Linked DNA regions of Mus musculus: region 2 is linked to region 1. Evidence: chromatin loops called from intact Hi-C (ENCODE). Cell type or tissue: heart. All regions are shown on one strand. Links, peaks and the distances in the headings refer to the core of each region. The heading gives the core; the rest is flanking DNA.

Region 1 (2,902 bases), core at 139-2,638:
GTTGTTAGAGTCCGGGTCATTAGTGGGGAAGAGATGGAGTAAGCTTGGGATAAGGCAAATGATTCTGAGAGGAGAGGAGAGGCCTACATAGGGACTTGAGAGGAAACCTGTTCCTGACCACCCTTAGGTATCTGTCAGATGCCCCAGGGTAATGGTGATGGCAGGAGGTAGCCCACCTGCATGACACCTTGCTCCCTACACTAAAGCAGGAGGCTCCCTTAGAATCTGTCATAGTGCGGCTCTCCTATCCCTGAGGCCCTAAATGCCAAGGTCTCGTCCCATTCCTGTGAAAAGACTGCATCCTTGGCACTGATCGAGGGCCCAGTGCAGGTCCTGGGCAGGAAGGCAGAGTCAGTGACCCTGACAGATCCCGGCCTCTAGGCTGGCAGGACATCTTGATGAAAACCAATGCCACATCATCAGCCTCCCAGCATACCTCCCTATCTTTCCTTTCCTTGAGGAAGTTTTCGGGAATCCTGTCTACACTAGTCTCTCTTCCCTTTCTCCTACCCACTTTCTAGGCCCAGGCAGGACCTGGATGGTCCTGAACGCCTCCTCAAAGCCATGCGTAGTCCCTGCCACCAGAGGGCCCAGCCTTTGGCACAGGTTGGAAACTCTGTGGCCTCCTCTCCTGAAGGCTTGTCCTGGGTCTTATGTCCTCAACCTGACCTCAGACACTGTCCATCCCCTCGCCAAGAGTTGCCCAAGGACCACCGTGTGCTCAACTCCACTGGCAACCGGAGAGGACCGCCATTGCGCGTGAGGCTACCCGGGTTTCCCGGAAGTCAGGCAAGGGCGGCGATGACCAGTGGGGAAACGACGAAAGGAATTAACGCTGGTCAAAGGCAGGACCGGCATCCCATCTCCCCACCCGACTCCATCCACAAGAAAACCCACGAGCAGCAGTGTCTCTCTCTCCGGGCTAGGGAAGAGGGCCCCCGGGTGGACGAGCAGGCAGGCAGTTCAGGGCTCCCGCGGTCCAGCCTCCGGCCGCATGGACTGCGGAGCACGGGTCCGCGCGCCAGAGGCCGTACAGGCCTTAGCCGACAGCGCCCTCTGGCGGCCGGAGCGGAAGGCGGCAGTCACAGTCACCAGGTAAGTGGTGCAGGGCGTCAGGCCCTGGACGGTAGTGCTGTTCTGGCCTGCTGGCACCTCCACGCGCTCTAGGGACCCGCCCTGCAGAGGTCCGAGCTGTACATGGTAGCCGAGAGCGGAGTCCGGGCCAAGCGCGGGGGCCCAGCTTACGCGGAGGCTGCGCGGCCTCGCATGCGAGATGACGATGCGTTCTGGCCCGGCCTCCTCTGCGAAGAAAGAGGATAGTTGCGTGGAGGAGTGGTCTTCCCATGCCACCCTGCCCTCCCACGAGTGCCCCTGCCTCACCTTGCAGTGTGCGTACTCGCACGTGCTGCGGCCTCAGGAGGTGCACGTTGGACTCAGGCAGCAGTGATACTTCATAGTCTGTGTCCGGGTCGAGATCTGTCCAGGTCCAGCTGGTAGCATTCCCGGGCAGCTGTTGGCGTCTTGTGGTTGCCAGTTTGCCGCTAGGTACCAATTCCAGCACGTAGTAACCAGAGTCCGCTGTCAGCAGGGGCGGCCAGGACAGGCGGAAGCCACTGGACAGAACCTCCGAGGCATGAAGCTGTTGTGGCTGCATCGCATCTAAGGGTGGTTTAGTGCTGGAGTCAGGGAGCAGAAGTGACCGTGTCACCAAATGGGGCTCTCACTGATTTGGAGAGGACCCTAAGATTGGAGCCCCCAATAAAACAGGTGAGGCCTTCTGCCAAGGAGAGGCGGGAGCCAGGTAGGTATATACCACCAGCAGATGCTAATGACTAGGAAACTCTGACTGGGCTGATAGAAGGACAGAGAGGAGTATAGCCCCCAACTCTGGGCCCCGTCATAGACTTCCCTGCCTACTTCACCACAAACCCAGACCTATAAGATATAGTGGCTACTCCTCACCCAGACAAACAACCTGGATGAAGGTACCTCAAAGGTGGCAATGCTCACAATGTTATCTAAGAACAGAAGTCCAGTCCTCCAAGACTGTGTGGCCAACACGAGATGTGTCGTGAGACAGACATATTCTGACATATTCTGAACAGTTCTGGAGGAGGAAACAGACCAGAAGCTGGGAGACTTCATGTTAGTGGCCCCTGGAGCAGTAAAAGTGTGACAAAACCCTTTTAAAAGCTGCTGGACCTGCTGGACCTAAGAGTGAGGAGAGAGTAGGACCTTCCTATCCGAGAGTGGTAGGGGGGCTCCAGAATGGGCTCCTGTGCAGCGACAACCAACACATGATCAGCCAGCCATCTGATCAGCTTGCAGCTGAGTCTTGGTAGGCCATCCAGATCTTGGCTTTCTTGCCAAGGTGCTAAGTTCGGTCAGCTGGGCACTCATTTTCCTGCCCAGCCTCCCACTCAAGATTCTGACCTTAGTTACAGACGTCTCCACCCTAATGTTTATCTCTGGTGATATTCTCTTCTCCTTCTGCCCCTTCCAGGTTCATCTGGGCCTATTGGCCCAGGGTCTACCAGGAGATGTCCTCAGAAGATCTCTTGAGGCAGACCTTTCACCCCTTTCCAACCCATAGACCCACACCTTCCTCTTTAGTGTAGATGATTAACCTGCAGAAAGAGACTTGGTAAGAATGCTACCCTGAAGTGATAGCATTCTTCAGTGCCCTCCACAGGCTAAGCCAAACACCAGGCCCTTAGTCTCCAGCCCCTTCCTTCTCCTTGGGTGACTGACGATAGGAGGCCCAGGAGAAAGCAGGTGCGTAGGTCCTACAGCGGATCTTCCCAGCAGTCCCACAATAGACACGATTGAAAGCCACCTCCAACCCCTCCCTGACTGTGGTTCCCAAGCATGGAATAGGTAGGGCCCAAGCTTTGTAGGAGAC
Region 2 (2,902 bases), core at 157-2,656, 280 kb before region 1:
AGCTGTGTGGAAGTCGGAGGACACCTTTATAGTTTTCTCCTTCCGTTTGTACGTCCTGCTTGTGCGGCAAGCACTTTTACCCAGTGAACTGTTTGCCAGCGCCTGTTTTATTTTTGAGACAGTGGCTCTCTAGGAAGCCCAAGCTGGCTTCATCTAGACTTAGCCTTCTGAGTGATGGGACTGCCATCGTGCCTGGCTCACTGGGCACGGCTGGGCGTCCTTTCCACTTCCAGCTCACTTTGGTCCCTGGATACGGGATATCTGTTTTGTGATCAAAGGTTAGTGATCTGAAGGATCAGTGCTTGAAGCCTGGTAAGAAGAAATAGCCACGGGGCCAATCTGATGACTGGGAGGGGACCAAGGTCCTTTGAGGATCCTGGCCAGTCTACAAAGACTACCACCCTTTTCCTGCCTCTTCCTGGGGATAGATGTGGCACAGGAGGTTAGGACTGTGAGCTGCATGGGTCCTGTCCAGGTTACCTAAGCAGAGTTGGCAAGGATAAGTGTGCTAAGGGGATGAAGGAGGGATGAGGGTCTCCTCAAGAGCCGTGGCCCTGTTCTTTCATCAAGCCCCGCCTTTGGAAGCCCACAGGAACTAATTAGCACTTCCTATCACCTACATTCTGAGTCCCTGGGCACCATCACATGTCCCTCCTCTTTCCTTCCTCTTCTTGGGGGCTCTGTGCTGTGGAGGCAGGGGCAGGGTGCATTCTCACTTACTGGAAGTGACAATGGGGTGGCTGTGTGGTAGAGAAACTAGACAATGCTCAGCAGGACAGGAATGGATGCTCACAGGGTCCGAATCCAGGCCAAGATAAAGGGACTTTACTGGTCACTACCCTGGCCCCTCCCCCCCCCCTTTTTTTTAACCAGATCTGGAAATCTAGAAATGTTCCTTGGTGTTTCAAGCCTCTTCAAAGCCTGGCTGGAGCAAGGCACCAGGGCACTGCCTAGCTCTGGGTCCCGTCACATGTCTAGATTGTTTGAATAATTCACATTTAAGAAGACCTACTTTCCTGTTAGGCCATTTCCTGCTCAAGAGTGAATGGGGGAGGGGCACTTGAATTATACATCCATGCTCCCTGGGTTTTTAGAGAAGGCTGGGCACTGAGCCAGCCCCTGGGCAGTGCCTCCACCCTGGAGGCCTGCTTAGCCCTGCAGCCACTGCTGATGGGCCCTGGGCTGGTCATATCTGACTGGGTGTGGCTATGGACTTGCCATCTGATTTCTGAGATATTTCCTGAGAAGGGAGTGTGCCTGAAAAATCAGGAGAGGCCAGAGTCCTGGGCTAGAGGCAGGGATCCCCTAAGCTTTTGTCTGTGGAGGGGGCTGGGTGGCAGTGTAGGAGCCAAAAATCACAAGAGGCCTAAGCTAAAGGGACGAAGGAGTTTCAGAGACTTGGGGGAAAGGCTAGCTTCTTACCATCTTCAGGGCAGGCTTCTAGTCCGAGCAGGCTGGAGACTGACCAAGGTCCAGGGCCAGAGGTCCCTGCTGCCCGAGGAGCGCACATATCAGATTGAGGTGAGGCCATGTGGCAACCTGAAGCTTCGGCTAGGGATCTGAGAATCAGGGGTCAGCCCCTCCTCTTCTTCCTTCCTTCCCCTCAACTTTGCCCCTGAAACCCTGTCCATAAACACAAAAACGATTACCTCAGCGAGCATTATGGGGCAAGTTCCAGGGAAGGCTCTGCCCCACCCTGAACAGTCACAGATCAAGGATAGAGGAAAGTACAGAGGCTAAATCTCAAAGTCTGAGGAGGCTGAAGCAGGAGGATCCCAAACTCTAGGTTAGCCTGGGCTGTCTCTAAGCAACAGTCCAGCCATATCAACCACGTTAGGCTCAATGTCCTCATAAGAGACCTTGCTCATGGGCTGGCAATAACTGGGAGCAGGGAGGCAGCTTATGGAACAGGGGAGCCCCAGAGCCTCTAAAGGGCCCAGTCTACTCCCTCCCTGCCCCCATCTTCACTATGAGACCTAGGAGTGGCTGAGGGGTACAGCCACATGGAGGACGCTGGAGAGATAACTTGCCTTGCATACTTCAGGCTAACTGCCTCTGTCTGGTTCCTGTCTATAGTACTTCTTCCTCCCTCCCTCCCTCTCATTTCTGCTTTAAGTCCTTCACCAGGGAGGCCCTGAAGGGCGGGCGTCAGGCCTGCTGGTGTTTGGTGATTACCTTAAAACCTGAGACCACCGGACAATACTCAGAAACCCAACCCTCTAATTTTCAAAAGGTACCAGAATGTACCCCATCCCTTTACCCTTCACTGTGGAACCAACAGGAGCCTGGGTCCCGGATGTCTCCTGGTTACCCAGCTGTTCACATCCTCTAGCTCCACCCTCTTTTGGACCAGCAGGGACTAGCAGGCATCTTATCTCTCCCACTCTCTTCCCAGGCATTGCTCCGCTTGCTGGGCCTTGGCCCTCTCATTTGGAACTTAGAATACCACTTAGATACCTTCTTCTCAGATCATAAATATCCTCTGACATCCTCTGGGGGTGGGGTGTGTATGGTGGGTGAGGACGTCTTCACCAGAGTCACAGTATTAAAGTAGGAAATGAGCAGGGCAAGACCACTGGGAATAGGCTACCCTTGAGGAAATGAAGCTGGCAATGGATATTCTCTCGGGACTGGGCTACTAAGGGGTTGGGGACATCTGTGCAGAAGTGGTATCATCAAAGGTCTGGCCTTCACAAGTTCATGGAAGAGGCACTTGTGGGAAGTTGGAGTCACAAGGGACAGTGGAGAGAATGGTGAGAAGGAAGGACCCTGTACTTTTACTTGGAGAGAGTGGGATGATGGAGCTGTCAAGAACTTCAGGTAAAAAACAGTCACAAATGACAGAGTCAGGTCTCGAACAGATGGAGTGAAGGGCATAGAGTCCCAGGGGTCAGAGGCCCTA

What was found. A loop is a pair of places that touch in the nucleus more often than their neighbours do. Peaks named below come from ENCODE experiments on the same cell type or tissue, not always from the same donor. Only the 100,000 strongest peaks of a DNase experiment are listed, where the experiment ranks them.
Region 2: a loop joins it to region 1, with 2.2 times the contacts of the local background. A loop is called at or near these places in 5 of 42 quality-filtered maps.

The regions. Positions count from the first base shown.
Region 1 is chr4:155,769,365-155,772,266 of GRCm38, forward strand. Vwa1 (von Willebrand factor A domain containing 1) reads right to left here. Exons shown (of 4, transcript NM_147776.4): 3 at 1,381-1,659; 4 at 1-1,301. The coding sequence ends at 964. Among named protein-coding and RNA genes, the nearest start is that of Vwa1, 3.7 kb to the right of the region's middle. In heart, for the core only: CTCF peaks have their summits at 572 (motif pointing right) and 1,087 (motif pointing left); DNase peaks (open chromatin) are centred at 297, 777 and 1,047; H3K4me3 peaks cover 1,439 bases; H3K27ac peaks cover 1,547 bases; H3K27me3 peaks cover 1,447 bases.
Region 2 is chr4:155,487,301-155,490,202 of GRCm38, forward strand. No RefSeq gene overlaps it. Among named protein-coding and RNA genes, the nearest start is that of Gnb1, 2.6 kb to the right of the region's middle. In heart, for the core only: no CTCF peak of the experiment used is centred there; DNase peaks (open chromatin) are centred at 691, 1,141, 1,971, 2,471 and 1 weaker place; H3K27ac peaks cover 2,438 bases.